Linked DNA regions of Mus musculus: region 1 is linked to region 2. The links are chromatin loops, found by intact Hi-C in ENCODE. Cell type or tissue: gastrocnemius. All regions are shown on one strand. Links, peaks and the distances in the headings refer to the core of each region. The heading gives the core; the rest is flanking DNA. Region 1 overlaps Grk5 (G protein-coupled receptor kinase 5). Region 2 overlaps Grk5 (G protein-coupled receptor kinase 5).

Region 1 (15,629 bases), core at 5,987-10,986, 67 kb after region 2:
TATTTGTTAAGGCAGATTCTTACTATGAAATCCTGGCTAACCTAGAAAGTTACACACACACACACACACACACACACACACACACACACACACACCAGGGTGATCTAGAACTTGGCAGTGGCCCTCCTTCCTCTACCATCTTGAGGTAAACATGTGCTTTTAGATATTTGAAGACCTTAATTCCTCAGTCTTTTATTTGCACCATGAGAGGAATGAGGCCTTGATGCACTATTATAGGTCAAGTTGAAAGAAGTCAGTGGGTGCACTGCATTTGAAGCAACACCTGGGGCTTGCATTTCCTGACAAAGCAACATCCGAAATTGTTTAGATTTAGTGGATATAAGCAGGTGAACCCTCTGTTTCAGTTAACCCCTTATGGGCAGTTGATGAAGGTAGTAAATAAAAGAAATATGGCAAGAATGTCTAGTGCTTATAATAGATAAATGGTATTGACAGAGAATCTGCCATATGCCAGGCAGTATGCTGAATATGTTGATCCATACTTCTGAGATCCATTTAGGTCCCAGAAAATAAATCTTTGTGGTGGCGGCCATACATTTAGTACACAGTGTGTCAGACAATGTAGGTTCAGTTGCTATAACAAAGACACTCCTCCTCCCCATCCACTAAAACTGATAAACTAACTTCAATGAGAAACTACTTCTCTCGTGAGGAACAATGTACTGTGAGGGCTAGGATTTTTATGGAAACTCTTATCTTTGATTATTAAAATTTTAGCCTCTATTTATTTATCATTTAGTTAACAGCTTGTAGGATGTTGTCTTTATTGATATGGTCCAAGATGACCCCACCTTGTTTGTATTATGCACTGTGGGAGTTGGAGAAAAGGAAAGGGCCTACATAAGACTGTAGATGATTTACTAGTGTTTTCCTGCTCCTGGCTCTCTACTATCTCATTCCTGACCTAAAACTGGTCACCATCAGGGAAAAGCTTAGAGCGCTTTGGTCAGGGATGGTAGTTGTTTCTGCTTAAATCACTAATGCCTAATCACCATGTCTAATACCATGTAGAGCACAAAGTGGATTGGCTTTAAAGAGACCAATCATGAAGACTTGAGTTTGATTCTGAGTACCCCTGTAACAAGTTGGATGTAATGGTACATGCTTGTAATCCTAGAACTGGAGAGGTAGAGACAAGTGGATCTCTGGGGCTTGCTGCCTAGACCCTGGTTCCCATGAAAGATGCTGTCTCAAAAAATAATCATTTTCCTGATCTGCACGTACACACTGTGCCAGTGTGCAACCACCCTCCCGACATACATACACACACAGACACACAGACACACAGACACACAGACACACACACAACAAATAATGTATAAAAATTTAAAAACTAAAATAAAGGGGACAATTCCTGAAGAATACCTAAAGTTGACCTCTGCTCTCCACGTGCATGCACTCACAAGTATAACTATGCATACACACCTGTGCACACTTATACACAAAGGGATGGGGGAAGTCACCCCCAGCCAAACGAACTGAAGAAGTGAGAATGCCTATATGATGGGGTAGAAACTGAGGCAATTAACAACCAGCATGAAGTACATCCAGAAAAATTCCTTCTGAGGTGGAGATCTGCAACTTCTTAGATTGAGCCTAGAGGTGAGAATGACCTGTTGGTTCTTCTGCCCTGACCCTAACTTTGAACCTTGTATGTAAATTGTGCTTTCAAGTTGGAGATTTGGGTGCTGCTTTTGGGAGGAAATGGATACTTAGAGAATATTTTCTCTCCTAGAGGCAGTGACTTAGGCTGTGCTGCCCTGGTGAGCACCAGTCACCAACCCTAGGGGGTCCTTGCTCAGTACAAAGCATAGGCACAGTCCAGCCTTTCAGAACCTAGGCTTATGAGGACTTCCTGGGGAGCTTTCCAATGTGACAAAGTGATTTTTGAGAAGTTCTGAATTTACCTTTATTATTATATTTTCCTGAGCATATCCCTTTTCCAATTAATTGCTTAGAAGGAAAACCAAGAAACATGGATAGTTCCAGTATGGAAATTTTCAGTGACAAACAGCCATAGTGGGTTACATTTCAAGACCAGTTAGAAACAAGGATTTCACCAAAATTGTGGTTTTGATCAGCCCAGTAACTTTTTTCCTTTTCCCAGGTATCACTCATTTTAAGTCACCTGGGAAGATTTCTTTTAGGTTTCCCATCAGGTAAATATCTGTTTCAAGGCTACCAACGGGAAGAAAGGAGCAGAATATGGGAGCAGTGTACCAGCTCTGAGGAAGCTGATGGGGTCTAGACAGTTATGAGATGTGGGAACTCTTAAAACGGGAAGAGGCAAAGAGAAGCATGTGTTTGGGGTTCTGCCTGAGTCTATTCAGTTTGTATAGCCGAGAAAGCTTTAATCTAAAATAAGTGGTATTTGGCAAGAAGTGGTACTGCATGCTGACAAATTGATTGTGCTCTTTTACTGAGATAAAAATGAAAATTCATGAGGCATTTTGTTTTCTTTGCCCTGATGATTAAAGTGTCTACTTGGCTCCATGCAGAGAAGGCCCTTGAAGATTTATATAAGACACCTGTATGGCATCCATTACAGGCTTCTGGGCTGACAGAGCAGCTCTGCCTTGTGGTGTTCAAAGTGTCAGGTATGAGGAAGGAGGCTAGAATGGCCTCCAGTAGGGTCCTTGAACCAGACTTGGTGGGGTCCTTTAGTGAGGATTTTGGAATTAAAAAAAAAAAGATTTATTTATTTATTTGGGGGGTGGGGGCTGGAGAGATGGCTCAGCTGTTAATAGCTCTGGCTGTTCTTCCAGAGAACTCAGGTTCAATTTCTAGCATATACATAAAAGAAAAAAAAATTCTATTTTGTAAAATAAAGATTTTTTTATCTTATAAGAATTTTGCCTTTATGCATACAGTGCACTGTGTATATGCCTGGTCCCTGCAAAGATCAGAAGAAGCAGCTGAATCCCCTGGAGCTAGAGTGGTTGTAGTCTTCCATTTGTGTGCTGGGAACCAAACCTATGTTCTCTGCAAGAGCAACAAGTGCCCTTAAGTGCTGAGTGATCTCTTCAGACCCTTTGAATGCTTTTTTTTTCTTTTCAAAATTTAAAATTACATTTTATTTATGGGTTGGGATTTGTATATGCCATTCTGCAAATGTGAGATTAGAGGGAAACATGCAGTAGTAAGTTCTATGTGGATCCTGGAACTCAAGGTTGTTGGAATTGGTGGCAGGCATCTTTACACTCTGAATCATGTTGACAGCCTAGGGTCCTGAAGTTTTAGTAAAGGACTTACTCATCTGTTGCTCACATGGAAGGGACTTTGTTTCTTTTAACGCTGAACACAGCCTGGCCTAGCATAGGGAGAAATTTGGAATTGCAATATTCACATGCATCCATTCTGCTAGCTATTACTGCCTTGGGTTTTATGTAGCTCAGACTGGCCTCAAAAGCCTAGGCATGTAGCCAAAGATGACCTTTAACTTCTGATTTCCTATTTCTATTCCTAAAGTGTTAGAATTACAGATGTGTATCAACATACCTGTACATATGTTATTGTGAATCAAACCCAGGGCCTTGTTTGTATTAGACAAGTACCAACTCAGTTAGAACTTTAGCTCTTACTGCACCTGAAACTCACTATGTAACCCAGATTGTCCTTGAACTCATAGAAATCTCCTGTCTCAAACCATATAAGTGTCTGGCCCTATATTATTAGGTCCTAATCTGTTCATTTACTGGACCAGCAAGAGTCATTTCTCATGGCTCTGTGTCTGGCTCTGTTCTAGGTTCCTGGATGTTTGAGAAGTGAAGCATTCTAGTCCTCTGCTGACTCTGAGGCAGACTAACCCTGTTTATATTCCTGTCCTGTTGGCTTAAAGTCTCTCCTTTGGGCACTTGGGACTTGAAGGAACACCAGATTTGTTTGGACAAGTTCTCAGGGCTTTTACATTTTTAATCATTCTTATTATTTGTATAATTTATTGGTGATTTCATAAGAATCTAGACTGTCCCAAACACTATAGGTAAAAGATAGTAAGACAGAGAGGACTTACAGCTTAACTAAGGAGGCAAGGCTGCTTCTTAGAACAGTAGCCAAAGGCATGAGACAAAATGTGAGTTGCACAATCCTGTGTGGTACATGATGCAGAAGTCAGGAAGCTGAAGTCAGTTCCCACTTTCTGTGACAAGACTAGGAGGGCATCCCAACTCAATCTCTTAGCTGGACTGGCAAGTGCATGTAGGTACCTATTTGACAGCTAGTCCTGGGCAGTCATGTTTTTCCAGACCTCATCTTCTGGAGGATGACTGCAGATGGGGCAGAGGCAGTCTAGACCTAAATGGACCCACAGATATCTGGATTACTTAGTGTCTTAGTTACTTTTCCTGTTGCTATGATAATTATACCCTGACAAAAGCAACTTAAAGGAGAAAGGATTTATCTTGACACATATTTGAGGGTACAAGTTATGATGATGGGGAAGGCATGGCTTGCAAGAGCTTGAGGCAGCTGGTTACGTTGAATCTGAAAAAAGGAAGTGGAGAAATGAAATGTTCCTATTCAGCTCACTTTCTCCTTTTAATTCAGTACTGGACCTCAACCCATAGAATAGTGTTGCCCACAGTGAATGTAGACAGTTCCACACAGACATGCTAAGAGCCTAACCTAATCCAGAGATTCTCTCACAGGTATACTCAGAGCTTTGTCTCCTAGGTGATTCTAGATCCTGTAGTTTGACATATTAACTATCATTCTTGGGTACCTCTTATTCCCTATGAACGTTGTCACCTGGTGGCATTGACATAATATCACCTACTTTTTAGATTCGGGTCCTTGTCTGTTGTTACTGTGGATTTCAAGAAGCTAAGAAATGCAGGCTAGATCTGTAGTCAGCAAAAACTATGGTCAAACCCCAGCACTGCCTCTTGCTGGCTCCTTAACCTTATGCTGACTCTGATTAGGGCTTTATTTTCAAGCATCTGAAATACAGAGTGGTTATAGTACCTGTGGTGGTTTTGCCCAGGGGGTGGTACTATTAGGAGGTGTGGCCTTCTTGGAGTAGGTTTGGCTTTGTTGGAGAAAGTGTCACTGTGGGGATGGGCTTTGAGACCTTCTCCTAGCTGCTTGAAAGAGCCAGTCTTCTCTTAGCTGCTTTCTGGTCAAGATGTAAAACTCTTGGCTCCTCTAGTACCATGCCTGCCTGGACGGTACCATGATGATAATGGACTGAACCTCAAAACCAGTAAGCCAGCCCCAATTAGAGTTGCCTTGGTCATGGTATCTCTTTACAGCAATGGAAACCTTATCTAAGACAGTATCTTCCCATAGACAACTGAAGGCTACACGAGACAAGTATGTGGTGTCTAGGATGGTATTTAACATACAGCAAAGTAGCTCTGTTTTTGTTACCTACTATTGCTTCAGTTTTATTTTATTATCATTATTTTATATACCTGGTAGCAAAATAGGAAGGCCACTGTCTGACCTAAACCTTTCTCTTTCCTAAAAGTAGCTCTGACAAAAAATCTTTATTTAAATTCTGACAACAGAGACTGAAGAGGTGGCTTCATCAATACAAGCATGAGGATCTGAATTTAGATCTCCAGCACCCATGCAGGAGGCTAGATGCATTAGTACATGTCCCTATTCCTGACACCAAGGAGACATTGAGGAGGCAGAACTAGATGGACCCCTGGAGCTTTCTGGTTGGCCAGTCTAGGTGAATTGGTGAGCTCCAAGTTCAATGAGAATGTATTAGAAAATACAGTGGACAGTGATTGAGGAAGAAACCCAGCATTGGCTTCTGGATTTCACACACATGCTCATTCACATGTATGTGTACTCTCACACATACATTACATACACACATGTACTTGCTTATGCACACACAGTCCCAACATCAACAGGTGACATCTCTAAGCAATATCTAAGTCTAGATACCTGCTCCCCTGTACTAGATCCTGGTAAAACACCGTCTTCCTCTGATCTCTATCTGAAACAGACATTGGGTAAACTCTTATGCCTGTGAGCACACCTCTATTTCCCTCTTTAGCATTTACAACTCCTCATTAGACTAAAGCCAGGCTAATCACAGGTGGAAGGCTTGAAAGAAGGATTTGATGTAGTTTGATATTTGCCAAACTATACCAAAGATCAGGGTTATATTCCAACGGGTCAAACCCATGATGGCTTGGAGGAAGAAATAGAGGAGGGTCCTTCTGTATTTTTTTCTCTGCATACCAAGAATGAGAACTGAAGAGCAGATTGAGTTTCCTGCTAAGACTGGTGTCTTTGCACCAGGTTGAGAAAGAGTCTTGGGTACTGATTGGTGAAATGCCTGCCATGAATACACAGGCTAAGACTGAATTTTTCATTGGGAATCATGTTGAAGGAAATCATGTGAGGACTAAGAAATTGCTAACCTAGAGACATTAGGACTTTGGGGAGACTATTATTACTACACCTTCCCAGGAATTCACTTCTCAAGCTACATTTGGCTGCATAGCTGTTAGCCTTACTATACCCTGGCCAGTGGTCCAGGAAGAAGCAGGGATACCTGGTCAGAGTTGGGGATTCTGTAGCTCTGATTGGTACTGAGAGTCTAGCAAGTCATCTGGTCTTCCTTTGTTGCTGTTGAATGGGAGGCATATTACTAACAATTAACTATCACCTAGTGCTTTTGGGTGATCCTCATTTCCAGTATGTTGACCATAGAGGGATGTCCAGGGAATGGCCTGAGATTTGGAAGTAGCATTGTTGCTTCCATTAGTTTGCTGCTCCATAGCTCATTATTTTTGTGCATACACCCATTCTGCTGCTTGGGCCAAGTGCTGCCGTAGGTACACAGTAGTGAGCCAGACCTTATAGGGAATTTAGTGTTGGAACCACCTGGTAAACTTCCACAAAACATCCATTCTACCCCAGTGTTGATATAGTCTGTCTGGGAGTGGCCTGGATAGTGACTCTCCTAAAACTTTACAGGTCTGAGAGAAAACAAACAAATAAACAACCAAGTGAAAGAATGCCCGAGTAAAGGGATGGCATCCCTAGGATGGTTGCAGCAGGGCCCCAGCATGGAGAGCATCATTTACTCTAAGCCAGGCTGTCCTTGGTTGCTCTGTGGCAGGCCTGGACTTAGATCACTGGGAAGTTCTGCCTCGCTTGCGAAGTAAAACAGAGTTCTGAGCACCACCCGTTTTTTTACCCCCTGCACAAAACTGGATGACTGACAGTCACAGATCTTTGCTTTCCAGGCTCTTCATTTGTGAAAATTTCAACATTTGTAAAATTTAAAATTTGTGAAAGTTTATTAAAATAGAAGCGAGCATAGGGTTTGCATTTATGTTTCCTACTTGCTCCCAGCATTCAGAAGCAGCAGCACTGATATTCCAGGTGACTTTTCTGCTGCAGGGTATCATGTCCTCTGAGTAGTGTGCAGAAGTGAGGTTTTCAGTCACAGAGATGCTTTGGAGCAGATGAGAGCAGTTCAAGTCCAGTGCTTCCTCTCCTTTTAGAATTGGTAAGTTAGAGTCAGACCTGGAACCCAGTTCCTGACTCTGTCTCCAGCTCTTCCTAGGATTCTGGGTCCTTCTCCCCTAACTGGTCCTCCCATCTCCCTCACCCTACCCCTTAATTTACTAGTTCTTCATTCCATTCCTACTGTGAGACTATATCTGCTTTTTGTACTTTAGGAATGAGAAGGAGGTCATTGCCTGACTGAGGTTAGGGTACTTTGTAGGGGGCCATAGTATGAATACCATATCTCCACACTCTGACAATCTCAGCCTTAGCCCCTTCCTGGACTTCCAGATACCTTTCTGATGCACTTTGAGGGTCACCCAAAAGCACCCTGCCCCTGCAACCCATGGAACCTAAATCTTCTTTCTTCAAAGCTACAGGCATGCACTCTTCTTTCCCTCCTACTGGCAACCTGGGCTCCAAAAAAAAAAAAAAAAAATGGCTTTGACATGTGACTTCTCTAAGTGCCACCAACTGTGTAAAACCTGGGCTTTCTATTTATGATATTCCCAAGATATGTGACAAGCACAAGGCACTGGTAAAACTAGAGACCAGAATGAGGGGGGAAAGAGGCACAGGAAGATGGCATTTGGTGAGGGTGTGTTTGTGTAATGTGCCATATGTCATTTTTATTCATATACAACATCATTCTTGAAGTAATCAGAACCAGCTCAGCTGTTGCTAACTAAATACCAAATGTTTCCCTTTTCCTGCTCCTTCCAGGGGGCAGACTGTGAGGAACTGCCCTTACTCAGGACGCTATCACTCCTCTCTAACGTCACAGACTATTTTTCCTCAGAGCAAAAGCCAGACTGCTTTTTCCAGCTTTGGCAGGAACATTTGAGAGAAAGTTGATTTCAAATCACCTTCTCTGTTTATTGTATCAGATCTGGAATGTGGCAGAATGGAGGCTTGTGGACTTTAATTCAGTCTCCACATGGGTTTCCTATATTGTCTTAGGGACCATGAAGAACTTGTTTCCTTGCCAATAACCTGGTGTTTCAGGGAAATACAGTTAAATAGAGTACAATGACATGGGTATCTATCTGGTGGAGAAATGGCAGCAGGAATCCTTTTTGGGGGCCTCCCCATCTCCACCCCCAGTTTACTATAACATGTGGTTTCATTTCAGAGGGCTCCGGTGTTAGCATTTCCATTTCCTCAGGAAGCCACATTTCATTCTTGTTCTTATTCCTGAAATGGAACCTACATTTTCCTTGGCTCAAGTTCAAGGAGTGCCTGGGGCAACAATGAAAACAGTCCTAAGCAGGTTCCAGTCATGGTCACCCCTCCCTACACTGCCACCCATGGATGTTCCATGTTTGCTATAGAAGGATTGCGGCCAAGACTCCAAAAGCCCCAGGGGGCGGGGTGGGTATTGGGTGGTCAGTGTTGAACTCAGGTCTTGTGGATATCAGAGGGGAGCTCTGGTGTCCTCTGTGTCTGTGTTCTGGCCTTCTGTTGGGGAGATCTGCTTGCCCACTAAGTGCCCACATACCACAGAGTCTTAATTAAGAAAGTATGTTCCCATTTCACGTAACTGGGAAAGAATGAAAACAATGACAACATTTATTTATCTTCACTATCAATATCATTACTGTTTCTGAGTCTTAAAGGAATTAACTTCTTAACCGCAGGCATGAGCTATTGAGAGACATGTGGCTTCATTCAGAGTGAGGGTCTCCATGCAAGGGAAAGCTGGTAATAGATCCAAGCCCTCCCAGAGCTTGAATCCAGTGGCTCAAGGACAGAAAAGCAACTCAGCTTGAGAGCCCGTTGTCAGGGTGTCAAGCCTTTTTACATTGGTTCTATTTACTTACCTTTCAGAGACTTCAATGCAATAAAAGCCTTCATTTCTATCATCTGTCATCCTGGCTGCTATTCACACAAGACAGACCATATGCTGGGACTGGGTGGGGTGCTCTTATGTGTTAGTGTCAGCAGTTCATGGGGCAGCTGAGCCTCTGGAATGGGATTTACCCAAGACAAACTCATTACCCAGAGCCACTTGCTGACTGTTAGCATTATTTCTGTGGGTAGTTGGGTAATCCTGTTATATAGAGGGGATATCTCAGGCATTGTGGTCTCTATACACTACTATAAATTGTAACCACCTGCTGTGAAAGACAGCCATGATATAGATTTGGCAAAATCCACACCCAGCTGAGGATATCCATACGCTGAGCCGAAGGATACAGGTAGGACTCAGATCCCAACATCATGAGCTCTGTAGGAGTTCTTGCCCAGTCATGCAGCCCCGTCTGCCTCTGGGATGCAAGAAGGGTAGGATGTTTGGCTATTTCCAAGATGGTGTACTAATCATCAGTGAAAACATACTTTCTAGAATCTCTGTGCAGATCCAGCTTTGAGTGGAAGGGGAAGCAGTGCTTAATTGTGCATAGGCTTTCATTTTCAGTCATCCAAATACTGTTCAGGGCTGAAAGGCTTATTAGTCAGCCTATTTTTGTTGTAATAAACTGAAATTTAAAACAAATGAGCTTAAGGGTAAAAGGGAATCTGTTGGTTCATGTAACAAACAAACAAACAAACACAAAAAAAACAGGAATAAAACCTATGGCTTTGGATATGGCTGGATATAGACGTTGGTTGTTATATGGGACACTGCTCGCTCAACTTGCTGTGACTGCACCTTCATTCTTTGTTGTTGTTGTTTCATTTTATAACTACAAACTAGGCACCAGCAGCTTTGGGTTAATGTATTGCTAAGCCCTTAAGATTGCGAGAGAAGAAACTCTAATATGGTGGTGAACACCTTTAATCCTAGCACTCAGGAGGTAGAGGCAGGTGGATCTCTGAGTTGGAGGCCAGTCTGATCTACAGAGTAAGGTCCGGGACAGCCAGGGCAACACAGAGAAATCATGTCTCAACAAATAAGCAAACAAACAAAAAATCAAACCAGATAGATCTTTCTGAAAAAGACCAAATGGTTCCTTTCAGAAGCACAGATAATTTTGCTGCTTCTAATCTTGGTAACTGTAGACATGCTTTATTCCTCACAGCCAGTTCATTCTAGGCAGTCAGGTATTAACAGGCTTGCTAGTGGTGTGAGTTTATATATGTGTGTCCATCCGTGATGGGCTAGAAATTTAGGAATGTCCCCTTAGAAGAGGGGAACTGTTCCAAACTGGGACAGTATGCTCAAACACAGATCTGGATCCCACCTGGAAATTTTAGATCCAGTTCATCTGAAGGAGCCTGGGGAACTCTAGTTCCTGGATGATGCAGACATGTCCCTGCTTGGAGCCCTCGAGTGAGTCCATAGTTAGGACTTTCTCATTTTATGGCTGAAGAAACAAGCTTGTGTCAGGAGCCATTTAGGAAAGGCTAAAGTCATACAAGTGTCATTCTGGAGAAGACACATCATATTGCATGGTCTGCATAATTTTGAATTACAAGGCTTTCAGAATCCTCATCTCAAGATTGATTCTTGCAACTGATATGCCTTTCCTGTCATTATTAAATTAATATAAAAATTTCTGGGCACTAGCCCACCCTACTGCACATTTTTTGTAGATCAACGAAGATGTACTGTAGTGTAGTAATGCTATGTAGACAAATAGATGAGTTCTTTCTTTCTTTTTTAAAGTAGGGAAATCTGTTTTATTCCTTAGCCTCTTCTCTTTGCTCTGCCCCCTCCATTGTTTGAACAGTCATCACCACACAAAGGAACCTCCCAGCTCCTCTCCCAGCACACTATCCTGTGGTAGGGAATCCTTCCCAGGTGCTAAGGCAGCAGCTGCACTGGCACCTAAGGCAGTACTGATGATGGATGCATTTTTTTCTCTGTGGCTTCTGCCCCCTGCTTCTTGTTCCCACATTGAAATCAATAGAAGATTTCTTAACTCCTAATAATGATAGTATAAGTTTAGTAAATTTATACAAGTAATTTTGAGCCCCCTAAGTATGAAGGCTGCAATTAGGGCTCTATAAACTTTCATATGTCAAGTGTTAATTGCACTAAGGTAGAAAGCAGGGTTGAAACAGATTTTTGATCAGGGAAAACATTCCTTATAGGCTGAATGTGAAGCTATTGATAAATTAAGGTTGTCAAGTGGGAATGAAACATTTATTGTATGTGCAAGGACAAAAGATAAAATATTGACTAGATTTATCTATACAAAACTTCAATACTAATGAGACACTAAGCTGATAATTTGCCTCTTGACAAAACTGTGCTAACTTAGACATAAGAATTATTGTTTCAAACTCTTAATGAACCTGAGGAGCTAGTGGCAGATAATGAATGTTTAGTTAGATAAATAGTCTTAATGGAAACACATGTAAACATTTCTGTTGGAACTTCATATTCAATTTATGATTTGAATTTATGTTTGAACTTGCTGTGAACTTTTGAAAAAAGAGGCTTGGAATACCATGTGATCATGTATCCTAAAAAAGTACAAGAACTAGGAACGATGACAATACGAGCAGAAGCAGAAGAGAATCAGAATAGGAGCAGAGCAAAGACAGACAGAGCAGGCAGGCTTCTTCTTACCATGAGACAGATTTTTTTTTAAAGATTTATTTATTCATTTTATGCATATGAGTACACCATTGCTCTCCTCAGACACACCAGAAGAGGGCATCGGATCCCATTACAGATGGTTTTTTGAGCCACCATGTGGTTGCTGGGAATTGAACTCAGGACCTCTGGAAGAGCAGTCAGTGCTCTTAACCACTGAGCCATCTCTCCAGCCCCGAGACAGATTTTTTTTATTGACAGCAAGTTTCTTCTTACTAACAAGGATAGGGTTTTTTGGGTTTTTTTTTTTTCTTTCTCAACCAAAAGGTAGCTTTTTTTCTTTCTCTAAGCAATAAAAGTTGGAACTTATTTTTCATCCAGTATGAGTAAGTTCTTTCTTTGCTGTTGCTTGCACAGTGAAACTTGCTTGTGTGGGCTTTTGTTCCATCTACCAAATACACACACACACACACACACACACACACACACACACACACATATGCATTTGCAAGTATAGGTGTGTATGTAAGTATGCATGAATATTTGTGGTGTAGATGAGACAGGTGGTTGGGCCTGACATGTGTGTGTGTGTGTGTGTGTGTGTGTGTGTGTGTGTGTATATATGTGTGTATATATGTGTGTGTGTGTGTGTGTGTGTGTGTGTGTGTGTGTGTGTGTGTGTTTGTGCATATTGCCTGTGTAGAAGTTATTTTTTTTTCTGTGAGCATGACTTTCTTTTCCTGATTCACAAAGATTTAATTGCTTCAGGCCTCCCTCTCACCTGGCTAGTGAGAGGTGAGTCTCCTGGGCAATAGAGAAAGGAACTCTAACAATTAATTGTTAGTTAATACTCTTCTGCTGCCAGCAGGAGTTAGTTACCAAAATGTGTATCTGTCTCTGTTTGTATGTATGTACACTTAAGAGTTAGAAGAGTTCAGAGTTTCTTGCTGGGCATTCTTGCTAGCCCCAGATATTTAAGTTTTGTTCTGTCTAAAGTATTGACCCTGTAAATTGCCTGTTGCTGTCACTGGGCAGTCTGATAGCATGATCCCAATCTCCAATGCTTCCCCCCAGCCACTGCCTTCCAGAGAGAGAGAGAGAGAGAGAGAGAGAGAGAGAGAGAGAGAGAGAGAGAGAGAGAGAGAGAGAGAGAGAGAGAGAGGGAGGGAGGGAGGGAGGGAGGGAGGGAGGGAGGAGAGAGAGAGAGAGAGAGAGAGAGAGAGAGAGAGAGAGAGAGAGAGAGAGAGAGAGAGAGAGAGAGAGGAGGGAGAGGGAGAGGGAGAGGGAGAGGGAGAGGGAGAGGGAGAGGGAGAGGGAGAGGGAGAGAGAGACATGTGCCATCCTTTGGTTATCTTTATTGAAATGTTACTGCTTGACTGCAGTGTAGTCATCAATTTCAAGTATATAATTAAATGACTTTTTATAAACAGCTGTGCAATCACCAGAGTCATAGCATAGGACATTTTCATCATACTCGACTTCCTTCATGTGCCTCTGTCATGAATTCCCTGATCTCCCACTATTGTTCTGATTTTGGTCACTGTGGAATTTGACTTTTTTGAGTTTGAGACTTTCGGGATCAACTGTGCATGTAGCTTTTCCTTCCAGATCTTGGACCCACACAATGCTGCTTGGGTTTATCCATGCTGTGTTTGCTCTTGATGTCTGTTTGTCTGGCTTCAGTGTTAAGTGGTTTTTGATTGCAGAATGTGACATCTCATGGTTTTTCATGTGTATATTGATATATGTCCAGGGGTCACTGGACTCTGGAAAGGGACTGGGTTCCACCTGGAATGGATTTGACTTTTCTGACTCAAGTCTGCTTTCCTTTTCTATTGGTCATATGTTCAGGTGACAGAGGAATCAGGTCAGCATCACATTACATTGCAAAGGGGATGGAGGTGAAAACAGAGATTAACATGTGATCAAATGGTGGCACTCCACCTGCTTTATAAATAAATATTTTATGAGATACAGAATTCTCATAGACAATTCATACAGTGTCAGGAGGACTTTTCATTACAACTGCGTTGTTGAATAACTATGACCCAAATCATACAGCCTTCAAAAGCTAAGATATTTACTACTAGTCTTCACAAAATTTTACCAACCTTTGCCTTAGATTCAGGGAGGAATACACCAGACTAGGCATTGTCACCATGAGTGGACAAAAGCAGAGCTTTGGAATCCTGGGTAAAAGTGAGCTTTTAGTATTGGTCTTGGAAGCTATCTTGAGACCTCTAATCATTTGTGAAACTGGCAGTCAAGAGTCAAGAAGGGCTCCAGTCTGTGAAGGGACTCAGCAGCTGATCATTCTGATGCCTTTATTTTGTAGATGAGGAACTGAGGCCTAGAAAGGCCTAGAAACTCAAGCCCATGATTTCATGGAGTGATGACAGGTGAGACTGCTTCTAGCCAGTACTTTGGTGTCTTGGACTTGTGAGAGGCCCAGATCAGGCACCTGAATATTGCTAAAGCAAAGATCTGAGGACATTGCATTTGGCCCTGTTTTGCCTTCAGTTCGTTGACATCTTGGCAAATATCAGCCTGACCTGGGAAGACAGGGAAAGAAGAGGCTTGCTGTACTGTGTGTTTGAACATAGGTATTGAGACTCTTACTTATCACCAGGTAAAATCCTCCTGCCACTTAACAAACGTTGCTGACACTTGTTCCTTTATGCCTTGGCCCCTATCCCCAAACACCTTGTACTTTCTTTACTTAAAAGTACATTCCTCTGTCTACTCTGTGACACCCCATAGTGGTTACATACTCTATCCTGAATTCAAGAAGTGATCTTTAAAGAACTTTCTAATACCAAGAAGCAAGACTCCTTAGAAGAGAGTTTAATGGGTGAATAAATGAAGCAAAATAACAAAGTCAGAATGCTTGAGTCATGCACCATGACCCAAGGCAAGGATTCAGGTTTTATAAGAGTTGGGGTGTGCGTGTGTGTGTTTTGCATATGCAGTGTGCATGTTCCTGGTATGTACAGCTTTACAGATTGTCTTCTGCCCTCTTGACACTTCCCAGGAAACACTGAAAACCTGATTGTGAGCACAGTCAGCATTGCTGCAAGATCAAAGAGGGTCTACCCGCAGGCCACCCTGCATAGCTCCTCCTCATGTCTCCAGCTTCATTATCACTAGACTTTGCAGGGACTATCTGCCCTTCACATTAGTCTTGCCACACTGGGAACTTTGCTTTGCACTTCCTCCTGTCACTTTGCCCATTCCCATGTCCACATTCTTCCTACTATGGCTGAATCTGTTCCTAAAGGAATCTGAGTTCCATTTGCTTTTGTGGAGAAGAATAGCAGAACCCTATTGGAGGCTAAGAACAAAACCTGGAAAGACAATTCCTGGTTTCTTTGACCTTTACTGGTCAGCTAGTAAGTTGCTTTCTTGTTTGAGATCTTCTGTAGGGTTTGGAGAAGCAGTGGAAGTGTATTTGAGGCTGTGCGTGTGTGTTTGTGTATGTGTGTGTTTCTGACAACTTATGTCAGAATCACATGGTGTTTACTGTGCCTGTGTTTATATCAGCCTTGTTTCCACACTGACAGGAAACATCATATGTGGGGGAAGAAATTCTGTCAGATGAACTCTTAGTCACAATATGGAACATGAAATCTCATAATTGCTTTTGGAAGCA
Region 2 (15,629 bases), core at 5,672-10,671:
ATGCAACTCAGGCTGGCCCTTGTATACTGCAAAGGATGACTTTGGATTCCTGATCTTCTTGTCTTCATCTCCCAAGTGCAGGGATTACACAAGGCCTGATTCACAAGTCGTCTGTTTTTCCCCTCTTTGTTAAAAACAATGGTGGTTGTTTTTTTGAAGTAGTGCCCTTCCAATTCTCAGCTGCTCTCCAGTGAGCTTTTCCTTCCCTTTCATGACTTGCATGTTTTTCAGGGTGAGGAAGTTAAAGAGCAAATCTGGAGAGTTGGCCAGGGCAGCACACTAGATTTCTGGCCTTGGAACTGGGGCAAGAGGCAGGAAAGGTGGAGTCTGAATAGACTGAGAGAAGCCTACACGACTTGCTTGATGGGGGAACAGCTATTCTCCCACAGGCTGCAGATGTGGTGGGAGGAAATGATGAAAGAGCTGTGGGCTGGGGAGATGCTATGAGGCGTAGATGCAGTGTATCAGGCTAGGGGCTGGGACTGTAGCTGTGGGACAGGCTATACCTTAGTCTCTCTCTCTCTCTCTCTCTCTCTCTCTCTCTCTCTCTCTCTCTCTCTCTCTCTCTCTCTTTTCAAGACAGGGTTTCTCTGTGTAGCCCTGGCTGGCCTGGAACTCACTCTGTAGACCAGGCTGGCCTGGAACTGGAACTCAGAAATCCACCTTAGGCTTTTTCTCATGGCCAGGTAAGTGATTCCTGTGCTGGGTCCAGCAGCCTTACTCTGGTTTATAGTCTTGGTTCTACAGCAAATGGACTGAGTGACTACTATCTATAATGTTTTCCACAAAATGAAGGGGTCAGGTTATATGACCTTTGAGAGTGTTTGAAAGCAATGAATTGACTGGGGCTCCTACCTGCTCAGCCACTTGTACTTCTCAACCCACTACCCAGCCAAGTCCTAAATCTGAGGTATCATCTGGGACATGGTGCTCCTCACCTATAATGCTAGTAGAGGCAGGAAGATTAGGAGTTCAAGGTCATTTCCTGCTATATAGTGAGTTGGAGGCTGTCTTAGGGTTTTATTGCTGTGACAGATACCATGACCACAGCAAATCTTATAAAGGAAAAAGCATCATGGTAGGAAGCATGGAGTTATGCACGCAGAAATGGTGCTGGAAGTAGCTGAGAGTTCTACATCCAGATCAGCAGGCAGCAAGCACGAATGGAGCAACCAGGTCTGGCTTGGGCTTCTGAAACCCCAAAGCCCACTTAACTTCCAGTGACACACTTCCTCCAACAAGGTCACACTTCTCAATTCTGCCACTCCCTGTGAGCATATGTGGGCCATTTCCATTCAAATCACCAGAAGCCTATGTGGGCTAAAAAGACCTTGTCCCTAAGACAAACCAACAAAACCAACATCAAAAAAAACAAAAACAAAAAACAAAAAACAAAAAAAAAACAAAAACAAAAAAACCTGAGGTGCTATTTCATAGAATGTGGTCCCGAAGAAACTGGGGACAAATGACTCACTGAGATACAGATACTGGTTCTGAAAATACCTGTTATAGAGTCCTGGCTCCTTTCAACACGCTTCACCTCTGCCCCCTACCCTAAACCTCTCCAGCCCCTGAGCTTTGCTTACCTTCCTTCCCTCAGCTCTTTTTTTTTTAAAGATGTATTTATTTATTTTATGTATATGAGTTCACTGTAGCTGTACTGATGGTTGTGAGCCATCGTGTGGTTTCTGGGATTTGAACTCAGGACCTTCGGAAAAACAGTCAGTGCTCTTAACTGCTGAGCCATCTCTTCTGCCCTTCCCTCAACTTCTTATTCCTATATAATCTAGCCATTTTGGACACACTCTTTCTTGATTCTCTACCTTCTTGGTCTTTTGTCTCCCTCTTTTTTTTTCTCTTCCTCTCTCACTCATCCACTTCTCTCTTCTCATGGCCAGTCTGTTCTACTGGCCATGTTCAGTTTTAGTCTTCTGGATGCCTCAGACTATTCTCTTTCTCATATCTATAATAAAAACATTTCCCTCAGCCATACCTAGGAGTGGTCATATCCTCATTTTTATTCAAAGCTGACTTGATTTTGCAGACCTGAGGGAGAAACTGAATTTATTTATTTATTTATTTATTTATTTATTTATTTATTTATTTATTTATTTATTTCCTTACTTACTTGTTGCTAGTACTGATTACAGTTGCCTCATTTTTATTCAAAGCTGACTTGATTTTGCAGACCTGAGGGAGAAACTGAATTTATTTATTTATTTATTTATTTATTTATTTATTTATTTATTTCCTTACTTACTTGTTGCTAGTACTGATTACAGTTGAATGGCCTCTCTGAGACCTTGCAAAGTTTTAGACCCATGGGGATGTCTCATGGTAGCAAAGATATGTGGCATTCTCTCAGTCTTTCTTCCTTATAGTCTTTTATGCTTGTCCTGCACCCCTGTATGCCACCAGGTATTTTTTGTCAGCAGTATTTGTTCCATCATAGGGGGAGTTTTTGCAGGAAATTAGATGACTTGACACATGCTTCCCATTATTGAGGTGTTAATGCATGTGGCCTCTTCTCTCACAATTAGAGTGGCTTTACAGAACAACAAACAATGGTGGTGCAGTTTCCTGTGGGAGGGAAGAATGGGTGCAGGTGGGTGGCCAGAGCCATGGTCCCCAGGGAAGTGGTTTCCTGAGAGCATCCTGAGCCCTGATTCCTGAGGTGGGGTAGTGACACGTGTTTTCAGCTTTGTCATGAGCTGCTGTTCTAGAGGCTTCCCATGGGCTAGCCCTGTTCAGATGGCATTTTGCTTTTACTTCTGGAGAAGCTGTCAGGCTAGCAGGAACTGCCAATTCTGCTCTCTAGATCTCTTGCCCTAGCCTGGATTATTGACTACCTGCTGCCCTAGGTCAGCCTCCCTTAGGCTAGCCTCCTGGCTTCTCTGTTCTGCCATTAGCCTTTGAGATCTTTGAATGTACTCAAACCACCCCCACCCCCTTGTCATTTGATTGCTTACTGACCTGCAGGGGTTGACACAAACATTCCCTTTCAGGACTTTTACACTGGCTTTCTGAGTATCCCAGCCTCTTTATTCTGCCTTCTGGTCTAATACTCAATTCCACATGGTATATCTTCCCACTAATTCCCCAATTATCAAATAAGCTGGGTTATTTGCTGCTGATTGTATCTTACTTCACACTGCCCACAGCCTTCTTTAGTGAAGATCTTCAAATGCCAGGTATTCTGATATGTGAGTTGGCTAAGTCTCTTAAGAGATTTCAGCAGTTTCTTGGGGCAAGTGTGAGGTTAAGGGTGGCTTAAGTAAAACAATAGGCCTTTCCATCCAGCAGCTTAAATAGTGGTGTGATTGGCATAGTTAAGAAGAAGAAGAAGAGGAGGAGGAAGAGGAGGAGGAGGAGGAGGAGGAGGAGGAAAGAAAAGCCCCTTGAGCTCTTTAAGAAATCTCTGGAAATTACATCTGTATTTGAGTGAACTGTCATATTGAGCCTCCAGTGGAGCACAACTGTGGAATTCAAACTCTTGTACCTCAAGAGAACCAGGATGAAGGAGAGGGCAAAATCCCTTGAAATGTCACCAGTGTTATTATTAGTCATAATATTATCTTTGTTAATAATAATAATAAGACCCACCTAAACCGTAGACAGTCATTTCCGTAAGCTACACCATCAGAGTCAGATAGCACTAAGGATCTGGGAAGGCGCCAGGGTGAGAGGGATGGAGTATTTGCAGGAAACCCCACCCTGTCCACACATGTACAGCTACATCCTCCACGCCCTTTAGGGCACTGGTCAATTGAAGCCTGGAGCTCCAGCAGGCACTTGCACAGTGTCCTGCAGGCTTTCATCCTTTCTGCCCTGAGATACAGTATGGTCTGTAGGTTTGGGAACTCCGGGGTAGTTTCTTGTACAAAACTCTAAGGCCTTTTTTCTTCTATTGTATGCAGACCCCAGAGATGTCTGAGACAATGTGTTTCCTACAGATTTTGTTTGCCTGCTCTGGCTTTTTTGTTTTGCTTTAGTAAACAGACATTTAACATATACAGATCTGTATACTTGACAAGGAGAAATCTGGAGCCTTCCACAGGCAGCTACACTGAGTCATTTATTCCTTGAACTTGAAGACCTTGGATAGTCTAGAGCTTTGTTGGTGACTCATACCATGAGTCCTGAGCTGGGTGTAAGGGCTTCTGTTGCCAGCTGCAGCAGCAATGGGGTGACGAGCTTGCGATTAGCCAGGGGGGAAAAGATGCTTCAGTCCTAGGTTATGATGAATTACAGCTTCTAAACCCTGGATTTGACTTTCAAGAGTTTAGGTCTGAGTCCTAGTTAGTACTCAGAAGCTGCTTATCTAATAAATATTCTTGGTGATTTGAATTGCTGTGAAGCCAAAGATAATCTTTGGAAATAATTTGGCATGAGCCTGTTTTTATCTGTTGAGCTTTGTTTGTGTGCCTCATATGTCTCAGTGATTTTACTGGGAAGGACTTGACCTGAGGACCCACTTTAACCAGAATGGAACCTGAGCATAACCTCATAGACTGGTTTGATCAATATGGATATAGTACTGTTGTCCCATTCATCCAAAATGGTTCCAAATGTTTCACATGGGGCTCTGTGCTTGTTCAACAGGGCAATAGCCAAGGGCACAGATTCCAAATGGGACAGACCTGGGTTTTCACACAAGCTTATGCTCTATCTTTGTTTGTTTGTTTGTTTGTTTGTTTTTGAGATAGGATTTCTTTGTGTAGTTTTGGCTTTCCTGGATTATTAAGCTCTGTAGATCAGGCTGGCCTTTGACCTACTCTGCTTTCCAAGTGTTGGAATTCAAGGTGTGGGTCACCATTTCTGGTTCCTTCCATCTTTATGAGCTAAGACTTGATACTTAATTTCCTAGGACATTTCTTACACATGAATCTGAGACATAAGAGCCCTCTTCTCTAGACAGCTAAGAGAATTACCTGCACCATTGTCTGTGAGGTGTTTGATCCATGCTAACATGAACTCAGATCACTGTGGTAAATGCTGCCTCAGTGATGAGCAGGTCACTGGATGCCTCAGAATCTAGAGGGACAGCAGACTGATTACAGACAGGTGATCTTGTCCCATATTTAAGATTCTGCATGTCTTTTGTAGTCCTATTTATAGACCCAGGAAGGCCTGCTCATCAGAAGGCCTCAAGCTGTCTGGATAGAACTTCATGGAGGAGGCAGGGAATGACAGGAATATAATGGTCCCTCTTTTATGACCTTCAAAGTATTTTTGTTTGTTTGTTTGTATCTTCTAGGGTATTTTCTAGGATATCTTTTTTTTTTTTTGTTACCATGTATATGGGGATATATGCCCAGAATATAAACAGAGTTAGGCTGGAAGTGGCTTTACATTTGAGAGACTCAATTGAAGAGGGGAAGTTTATGTGTAGGTTTCCTTGAAGGGGGCTGTGGTGGCTCTATTTCAAGTTCAAAAGGACTAATTTTGAGATATATCCGTATATCCGTTCTGAGGTTGGTCATATTGGAGGTTATGGTTGATGTTACTCATATAAAGGAGATTTAAACTTAGTCCCTTCCAAATGGAGTTCCTTTGCCGAAGTCTATTGTCTGCCTTAGTATATCAAGTCAGGAGTTTTAGGAGGTGAAGTATGGAGATGCACAGAGCTTTTCTCAAAGGATTTTGAATAAGTTCATGTATGGAGGGTCACTCCATATATAGTGGATATTTGGGGCAGAGTGTTAGCCTCTAGTTCTCTAACCTTCCCAAAGAACCAGCATTGGCACCCTCAGTGAACAGGTGTAGATGGAACATAATTGATTACAGGACAGGACTCATTTCTCCAGGCTTTGTCTCCCTTGGCTACTTGCTTTTCAATGCTGGTTTGGAATTTGTATAGTAGTGGGAATGTGGCTGAGCTCTTGTTTTTAAACAGCATCCCCTTCAATTCTTATGGGTTTTATCAGATAGCAAGGCCCACATTTAAAAGCCCAGGGTGCTTGGTTTGAAGAAAAGTTTGATTAGCCATTAGCAGCTAGTTAACTGGAGGCTAGGTCTACTTACTTCCAAGAATGGAGACAGATTATAACATTTACCTGCTGAGCACATTGAGAGTCCAGATGAATTAGAGACCACTGTCATGGCCACAGAAATACAAACCACACACTGCTCTTTGAGATATCTAACCTCTACAAGAAAAAAGAAAAAAGAGCTAACCAGTGACAGATGTTTAATGTGTGCTGCATATGGATTTTGAAGGAGGGGCCTCTTGAGGGAGACCCAGGCAAGATTCCAGGCATCTACTTTCATGTCCTGCTTCTGTGCGGCACTTACTGGCATTTTCTTCTAAAATAACTGCCCCATTATCTCTACCTGTTGATTCTGCATTCTGAAGGTTGTATGGAGTGTCTGAGAATTCTGACAGTTGTATGTGGGGTTGTTCTCTGGAACTTGTCATTGATGACAGGGTGACAGGGTCATGCCTCTTATAGTATAAGCTGTGTATTGAAAAGGTATTTGTCTGTGGAATAAAGTTACTGGATTAGGTTTCTCTGTTCCCTTGACAAATGGGCTCTCATATCCCCTAATAAGAACAGGTACCATCTGGGTTGAGTGTAAGGCTGCAACTCCAAGGACAATGACAATGATTTTTATTTGTATAATTAATCTTTTAAGATAGTGTTTTATCTCAGGCTCAGCACCAAGATGCCTAGTGTACGCAGTGCTGGGGATTGAGCCCAAGTCTTCTTGAATGCTGGGCAAACATTCTACCTACTACTTTCTGAGCCCCAAGCTCAGTAACCACTTGGGTAAGGCCAACAGTAGCCTTTGAGAAGAGGAAGACTGTGTGGCTGTGTGGGGATTTTCTTGCTGGCTTTGCTACCTATGGTATTTTTCTGAAGCTGATGCTTACTATTGGAGAAGTGGTTTACCTTTGTACAGAAAAGGGTCTGACAGCTCAGGTATGCTATTATCTTTTGTCTGGTTCCCTGCCTTTGTAGGGTCATACATATTCCTTCAAAACCTGCTGTGGAGAGAATCTCTATGTACTGTGTGGAAGTATCAAGTGTCAGTAAAAAGCTGATGGCCCATTAGCTGGGGCAGGGTTAGAAAGGTGGGAGATCTGGTACAGAGGGGTGGGGACATGGGGGAGGAGTTCTGGGAAAGAGTCAGGTTCAGATTTCACCTTGGGCTTGGAGGAGACTGCACATGAAACTGAGGAGAGGTAACTAGCCATGTAGCAGGCATAGACTAGAATAAACATGTTATATAAGCTACAGGCTAGTCGGAGAACAAGCCAAAGCTTATGGCCATAAGCATTGTAATAAATAATTAAATCTCAGAGTCACTATTCTTGGAACAAAGAGGCAGAGGAGAAAAATGGAAAAGCTTGTGGTTACTCCTTACCATGTGTGTGTGTGTGTGTCCATCCTGGGGGTCAGACCAAAAGCCTCATCTATACAAGGCAAATATTCTACCACTGAGTTACATTACATTCCCACATTCTGTTTTATTCTTTTACTATTCTCATAGGAGCTTCAGGAAGGATGAGAATACACTGGAGTATAAGCATTTGTTTAAAAGTCCTAATTTTCAATTCTTTGGACAAACAAAATAAAAGACATGAAAGTGTAATGGGGCACTCGGTGGAAGGAAGATAAGAAGGTGAAGGATGAGTGTGACTAGAATATATTAGATATGTATATGAAATTGTCAAAGAATAAATTAACGTTTAAAAAGGATGGAAAGGAGAAAGGGAAAGAAAGAGCAAGTTTGTTAACTTTCATTCAGATTTTCTGGAAATAAAAATATTTCATGGACTGGCTCTTATCTTTAGTCTCTGCATTTAGGAGGCAGAGGCAGGCAAATCTCTAAGCTGGAGGTCAGTCCGATCCAGATAGCAAGTCCCAGGCAAAGGTACATTGCAAGACCTTGTCTCAAACAAACAAAAAACCACTCTCAATATTATTCTAATGAATCCCTAAAAGTATGGGGAATCCAGTTACTCTGCCTGGGGTGGCTGTGGACTGAATGACCCTTTCTATAAAGAAAGCAAACTGTTTTGAATGCTATTTGTTTCCTGAGAGGCTAGTAATCCATACAGAGCTCTGCTTTTATGTCTCCTGGTTTTTATAGCTTCTTTTTACTAAATAACCATTCCATATTTATCTGACATACTTAGACATCTAAGACAGAAAACCAAGGACTCCTGTTTGCCTACGTTATTAGAGGAGGTCAGTTAAATATATTTCTCTAACAAAATAAAAGCAAATATTCTTGGATGCCTTCCTAGAAAGGGGAGAGGAAATCTGTTTTGAGGAGCTGGCCAACCATTTTCTTTCTAGAATGTGGTGCCTGTTGCTTGCCTCCAGGATGGAACTTCTAGACTGCCTCTCATACTCAGGCCTTCTCTTGATTTGGCCCCATCACAAGGCTCTGCCCTGTTCAAACTGATCGGTGGCCTCAGGTTGCCTGCATTTGGGTCAGGTTATTTCTCTCATTTACAACACTTGTTAACTCCCCTCTGAGGGACTCAGCACATCTTGTCTTCATGACTCCTTGGGAAGGAGTTGCTTCTCCCTGCCACTCCCAAGCACATCTTTTGGGTCTGGCCACTGGCCTCAATTTTCCTTACTAACTGATTGGTTGGCAGTCTCTGCCCTAAGCTTTTGGCCCTGTCCCCTGCTCTTCAGGTGTGGAGCACCTGTTCATTGTGGTGATACCAATGACTGCTACCTGTATGCAAGCCTCTGCTTGTTATCAGCATACCCTATGGTGCCATCCTTTTTACAAGGAGCAATCTGTCTGGCCTCAAGTGTCAGTGTACTAAAGCTTCCATGTTGGCAGATTGCTTTGATTCCTAGGGGTGGTAATTGGCCACCTCCCTCCTTGGGCTCCTGACTGTTTGGAAGCTGCGTTCCATTGTGGTAACTCTTGATTCAGGTCATCTGATCCATGGAGCAGGTTGAGAAGCCTGCCTGAATGCTCCCGCCATATGGTATTAATGGAGAAGCAAGCAGCTGGTCATTGAGCTTTGTGGACATGCAGTGGAGAGTAGTAGGTTGTTTCATTAGAGTCTCTTGTTGCCCTAAGCTGGAAATTGTGGCCTCTTTAAAGTTCTTGCTTCTTAGTCCCTGACCATCCCTGACTTGGCCCTTATCTCTCTATCTCTTGTTTCCAGTGTTACCCTACTCTGCTTTGTCCCTCAGGATCATTGTTTTGCTAGTCAAAGTTGGGCCTTGTCTCTAAATCATAGACTTCACCAGTGAGAGCTGACTGAGGTCCTCTTCCCTCTAGGTTCATTTCTATCATCTAATGTAGGAAAGACTGTTCAGGGTAGTTTTGGGAGTTGACAGTAAAGACCAAAAGTCTTTCAGAGGTCCTGGGAGGCTTTGTGATGTCAGAGTCTAGGAGACTCTGAGACATGAGTGTCTCATCTGATAGCTGTGTTCTTATGAGTCAGCAGGACTTTGTGAGGCATGGTTGTTGTCCTGGATGCGTTCTGTAAAATTGAGATGCACTTTGGGTCCTCTCAAAGATGAGGAGAGGTTTGACTTGCTGCCTAGTTTTTTGTTGTTTTGAGGCCTTTTTAGTTTTCTTTTTTTTTTTTTTTAATTCAGGGATAGAGATATAATAATATAGTATTAACAAAAGCTTTTTATTGATTTTTTTTTGTGAATTTGACATCATGCCTCCCCAATCCCACTCATCTCCCTGTCCCTTCATATCTACCTTCTGCTCTTGCAACCTCCTCCTCAAAAGAAAACAAACAAACAAACAAACAAACAAAATATTCTTGCTATGGAAGCTACAGTGTGTCATGGTGTGTCACACAGCTTGCCCAAACAGCTTTTCTTGCTTTCATTGCAGTGAGTCATTGGTCTGGTTCAAGGCCTCTGGCTTCTGCTACACTATCAATACTGGATCCTTACTGGGACTCCTTGAATATCCTGTTGTTCTGCTATGTTGTAGAGATCTTGCAGCTTTGGTTCTGGAGGACCAGCCCCTTCACATACTCCAGCAGTTTATCCATGAGTAGGTGGTGGAGTGGGCCAGTTCAAAGTCCTGGATCTGGGCCTGGGTGGTAGTTGAGTTGTTCAGCCTGACAGCTTTCCTTTGCTTATGCCTTTGGGGCCAGGACTCCAGCACTCATTGCCATCAGGGCTAGCTCTACTGTGCTGCTTAGGTGAGGTGCAGGACCTGCTCTTCTGAGTTATGCAGCTGGTGGGGGAGGGAGGGCCTGGCTCACCCACTCTCATGCCCTGAAGCCAGCTCTCCCACTATGCACAGGTAAAGGGTGGAGTCAACTCGGTACAGCCCTTGGACATCAACATGACTTGAGGCAGCAGTCTAGACCTGGGATATCTGTTTGACCTTTGGCAATAACATGGGACACAGACATTAATACACCCTCTGCCTGCTGTTGCAGGGCCATGGACCCAGATATGGCCCTAGGTGGCAACACTAGCCTGGACCTCACCATGGCCTCAGGTAGCAGTCACATCAGGCTGTTTCTTTCTTTTTTTTTTTTTTTAATTTTTTTTTATTACGTATTTTCCTCAATTACATTTCCAATGCTATCCCAGAAGTCCCCCATACCCTCCCCCCACTCTCCTACCCACCCATTCCCACTTTTTGGCCCTGGCGTTCCCCTGTACTGGGGCATATAAAGTTTGCATGACCAATGGGCCTCTCTTTCCAGTGATGGCCGATTAGGCCATCTTTTGATACATATGCAGCTAGAGTCAAGAGCTCCGGGGTACTGGTTAGTTCATAATGTTGTTGCACCTACAGGGTTACAGATCTCTTTAGCTCCTTGGATACTTTCTCTAGCTCCTCCGTTGGGGGCCCCACATCAGGCTGTTTCTTATTACCCTTGAGTTTCTGCTTTCTTCATTGTACACACACCTTTCTGCTTTTTCTTTTTGTTCTAGTCTCTACCACTTACTGGCCATCATAGTGGCACCTGGGGCCTCTGGGTATCTTCAGAGTGGCTCCAGGCAGGGGTTCCTCTGCCCCCAGAATAGTATTTTAAACTAGTAACCTGTATCAATTTGAAGCTTTTAAAACAAATGCTACAAAGTACTTTGTCTGAGCTACAAAGTGATGATAGTATGTTTAAGAAATTTTTTTTCTAGATTTATTTTATGTGTATGAGCACACTGTAGCTGTCTTCAGACACACCAGAAGAGGGCGTCAGATCCCATTACAGATGGTTGTGAGCCACCATGTGGTTGCTGGGAATTGATCTCAGGACCTCTGGAAGAGCAATCAGTGCTCTTAACCACTGAGCCATCTCTCCAACCCTCATTTAAGAAATCTTAATTCTTAATGTGCTCCAAGCAGGGTGGACCTGTGATAGGATATAGGTAGTTCTATTTTGAGATAATATGGAATATTTACATTTCCCCCTTCCCACCCTTTTACTTTTTTCCTCTTTCCTCAGGACCTGGGGTACTGGCAAGACTTCAGTTGTTGGTTCTTTGATTTGCCAAATCTCAGGAATCCTCATCCTTGCTATGTACTCATAGAGCCTCAGGCAGCAAAGGTCCATTGAAGCTGGGTTTGGTAATTGCACACTTGTAATCCAGTTTGAGGAGTGGAGGCAGGAGGATCATAAGTTAGAGACCAGCATGGGTTGCTTAGTTAGACTTTGTCTAAAAAACAATTCTTAAAAATGAAACTAAATGGGGTGGAAAGATGACTTAGCAATAAGAGTGCATACTGCTCTTGCAGAAGTCTTGAATACAGTTCCCAGGATTATTACAACTATCTGTAAATTCAGTTCCTGGAGAGTATGTATGCACGTGCATGCATGCATGCATGCGTGCGTGTGTGCGTGCATGCATGTGTGTGTATGTGTGTCTGTATGTGTGGTCCTAATGCCTCTGGCCTTTGTGAGCATCTATGCATTTATACACACATACCCACACAATTAAAAAAAATGTTAAAAAAAACAAAACAATCCTATTACCAGGGAGGCTTATCTTATGGTAGAACTAGGTCAGATGCGCCCTGGAGTCTGATGCTTTGCTAATGGCTTCTATGTAATCTGGAAACCATCAAGGGACTGAGCCTTGTTTTAACATGGATTGCCCAAGTCATACAGGTTATAGCAAAGCTAAGATATGAACCTGGTTCTTCAACGTCTGGGTTGGTGATGATTCTACCAAAGAAATGTTTCAAAGTATATAACTGTGACACTAGGGAGCCTGACACGGCCCACTGGAAAATGGAAACCAAGAACTGTGGCAATTATGCTATCTGTGATATCAGTCCTTACTCACAATAAGGTGTTTTGCTCCCCCAAGGGCCAATGAGGAAGGAAATTACACCTAAAAGGTAAAAATTGCCTGGCATCCAGACTGCAGGTGGAGTGTAAGTTCAGATCCCAGAGTTTATATTAGCTGCTGTCTAGACCAGCACTGTCTAATAGCAGTTGATGTAAGTTCTTCTGAAATGGAAAAAAAAAAAACACTAGTAGATATATTTAAAACAAAATACCCCCCCCCCGCTGAAACATCTGAAGTCATTTTTATAATGCATTTATTTGACCTAATGTTTGCAGATGATTATCATTTTCACACATCATCAATATAGAACTACTTACTAAGAGGTACTTTACATTGTTTTTTTTTTTTTTTTGTTAAGTTTCCAAAACCTAGTGGGTACTTTGGTTTTGTTTTATGTGCAGAGAATTGAACCCAGGGCTTGCTAATAATACTAAACTTGTTCTGCTTGCACTATACTTCTAACACCTCCACTTCTAGCACCATCTTGAGCTAATATTGATTTTTTTTATTGACTTTCAAGCTGCTCGTGCCCATTGTCCTTGGCACTGACTGGTACCACACTAGTGACTCTTGGCATTGCTTGTTTTTAGGAGTTAAAGGGAACCTCAGATATCAGAGAGCTGAGGATATAGAGAATCATACTTATGGGATAATATTGGGGATGAAATTATCCGTTAACCACAGGGTCACATTGGGGGTTGCCTCTTAGGGCTTTTCGAAATGCTGGAATGGGGAGGACAATGTGTAGTGTTTCTACAAATGAATGCTGAATGAAAAAGGTTAAAAGGGTTGGCTAAAACATTTCCGGGTGTAAATGGGTAGTTGGAGTTCCTGGGGAATGGTACCCCCTCACCCTTCATTGTGACATAGATCTAGAGAATCTGCACCCAGTCTCTAGCAAGACCCTGCCAGACAAGATTCTAGAGAGGTGAGCTGATATGGAACAGAGGATGCATTCCATTGTGATTTGATCTTTCTGCTGGAAACATTGGAGTCTGAGAAAGGTTTACAACACAGCTCACCCTGCCTACATTTGAAGATCTAACATTAATGATGGTTGGCTAGACAAATAGCCAGCTGCACACAGCTGGCTGAGCCCAAGGATATTACTCCTACGATCCAGCACTGTGATGCAGATGCAAGTGAAGTGGCACAGTGACAAGAGTCTCAGCAGACATTTTATTCTGTAAATAATTCATTTGATTATGGCTAAATCCACAGGGCAGGAACTGAAGACCAGAGCTGGAACTGGGCAGGTTGGGATTGAGTCCATGCAGCAGGACCTGGCTGGGGTCATAGTCCAAGCTTCTCTGCATGGTTTTCCACTGGGTCTCAGGCAAGACAGAATCTCTGCTTATCAACCTGCAAAAGGGGGCCACTGGTTTCTAGTTTTTATTCTTTGGATAAGTTACATGGAAGTAGTAACAGAGAAGTACCCCATAAGCTCAGGAAGTTATTTTTACTAGCTTCACTGTATTCCAAGTTTATTTGTTGTATAGACTCTAGGTATGATGGTCTTTTAGGATTTAAAAACCTCTCATGGGGCTGAACATGTGACTTAGTAGAATACTTACCTGGCATAAATAAAGAGGACAAATTGTCCTCTGACTTCCATAAGTTCTCCGTGGCATGTGTGCTCACACATAGATACTCCTCCTCCCCACAATAAATAAATAAACTAGTCAATCAAACAAGAGTTTTTAAAAAATTGTCATGACTCTTGAAAGTGTGAATACACAGTAATTGTGGATTCCTACACAAGATCTATATCAAAAGAAAAGAAAGTAGGAGGGAACTCCTAGTTGACAAGAAGAGGGTCAGGATAAGTGGGAAGGGCATAAGAAAGGGTAATGAGGGAATATGGACAAAATAGACACAATAGATTGATGAAGTTAAAAATAGAAGAATAATTAGGAGGAGAGTTCATTACAATACTATTCACTGTAGTCAAGATGTTGGATTGACTTAGGTGTCCACCAAAAGATGAGTGTATAAAGACAAATGGCCCACATACCATGGAGTACTACCCTACCATAAAAAACAATAAAACTGTGCCATTTTCAGCAACATGGATGATAATGTAAAAGATAATGCCACCTGATTTTGTTTACTTCATTCATATGTGGATGCAAAAGTAACTCATCAGAGGTAGAGAACAGAAATTGGTTACAAATGGCTGTGGTGATGGAGAGAGGCTAAAAGCACAGGATACAGTTGGGCAGGAGGCATAGCTTCTGCTGTGATATTGCATAGGTCAACTGTGGTTTGCTGCTTCGTTTTGTTTTGTTTTGTTTTGTTTTGTTTTGTTTTGTTTTGTGTTGTTTTTTGGTGATAGGGTCTCATGTAGCTCAGGCTGGTGTGGAACTTTCTATGTAGCCAAGACTGGCCTTGAATCTAATTCTCGTGCCTCTCTACCTCTTAAATGCTGGGGTTACAGGTATGTGCCACCACGTGTGGTTTGACAACAATTAATTGTTTCAGGAAGGCCAGTGGAGATGGTTCTGAATGTTTACAACATATAGAAGTGGCAGTGAACGCCATGATGCATGTGCTGAGTCCTTGATCTGACCCTTACATACTGTTTCACTGTATTGAAATGTCACATGCCGTAAAACATGCACACTTATATGGCAATTTCAATATATTTAAAACAATAAAAATAATAGTAATACAATGGAGGGAAGGGAATGCCTCAACAACTGTTCACTAGTAATTTGACATATATATTTCACTTAAGGATAAGGAAACACCATTAGAGAGATCCACTTTAAAAATGCCAGTGTTCTCTGGCTTGGAATCGGTAACTTTTTCTTTCTGGAGAAATTTTTGTTGTTATTGTTGTTGTTTTTACCATTCTCAGGACTTTGTTCACATGACATATCATCTTTAAGATGTTTGGGACTTTGGCAAGATGTTCCACTCCTATGTGCACTCCACTCTGGTCTTTGTTTTGGGTCTTCTCTCTTGATTGGGTTGTCCTCCTGGGTGAGAATGGGCCTTTCTTGTTTCTCCGGATTGTAGTGTTCTCCTGGTGCTAGGAGCTTAGTATTGTGTACTGTTGTCAAATGGGAGTGCCTCCTCCAGTGCTGGCTGGTATTATAATCTGCTGTGTTGATCTGTTTTTTTTTGCCTTTGGAATTTACAAACCTGTAGGGCAAGGGTATGGTTTGCCTACTGCCTCTGATGGCTCAGAACTCATTGTTGGCCAGCAAGGTTGACAGTAGGGAAGGGAAAAGAAAAAGTGAAGGGGCTCTGAGCATGTGAATATCACTGTATATACCGGATTTGTCTGTCTGCTTACTGTACTGTATTTGTTTCAGAACTTAGAAAACAGTAAGTGTTTAATAAATGTGTTGAATGGATAGATGATCTACT

Evidence for each region. A loop is a pair of places that touch in the nucleus more often than their neighbours do. Peaks named below come from ENCODE experiments on the same cell type or tissue, not always from the same donor. Only the 100,000 strongest peaks of a DNase experiment are listed, where the experiment ranks them.
Region 1: a loop joins it to region 2, with 2.2 times the contacts of the local background. A loop is called at or near these places in 2 of 42 quality-filtered maps.

What each region holds. Positions count from the first base shown.
Region 1 is chr19:61,013,554-61,029,182 of GRCm38, forward strand. The region is part of intron 2 of Grk5 (G protein-coupled receptor kinase 5); the gene reads left to right. Among named protein-coding and RNA genes, the nearest start is that of Gm22520, 7.8 kb to the left of the region's middle. In gastrocnemius, for the core only: no CTCF peak of the experiment used is centred there; a DNase peak (open chromatin) is centred at 8,827; H3K27ac peaks cover 1,510 bases.
Region 2 is chr19:60,946,542-60,962,170 of GRCm38, forward strand. All of the region lies in intron 1 of Grk5 (G protein-coupled receptor kinase 5), which reads left to right. Among named protein-coding and RNA genes, the nearest start is that of Gm22520, 59 kb to the right of the region's middle. In gastrocnemius, for the core only: no CTCF peak of the experiment used is centred there; a DNase peak (open chromatin) is centred at 8,768; H3K27ac peaks cover 231 bases.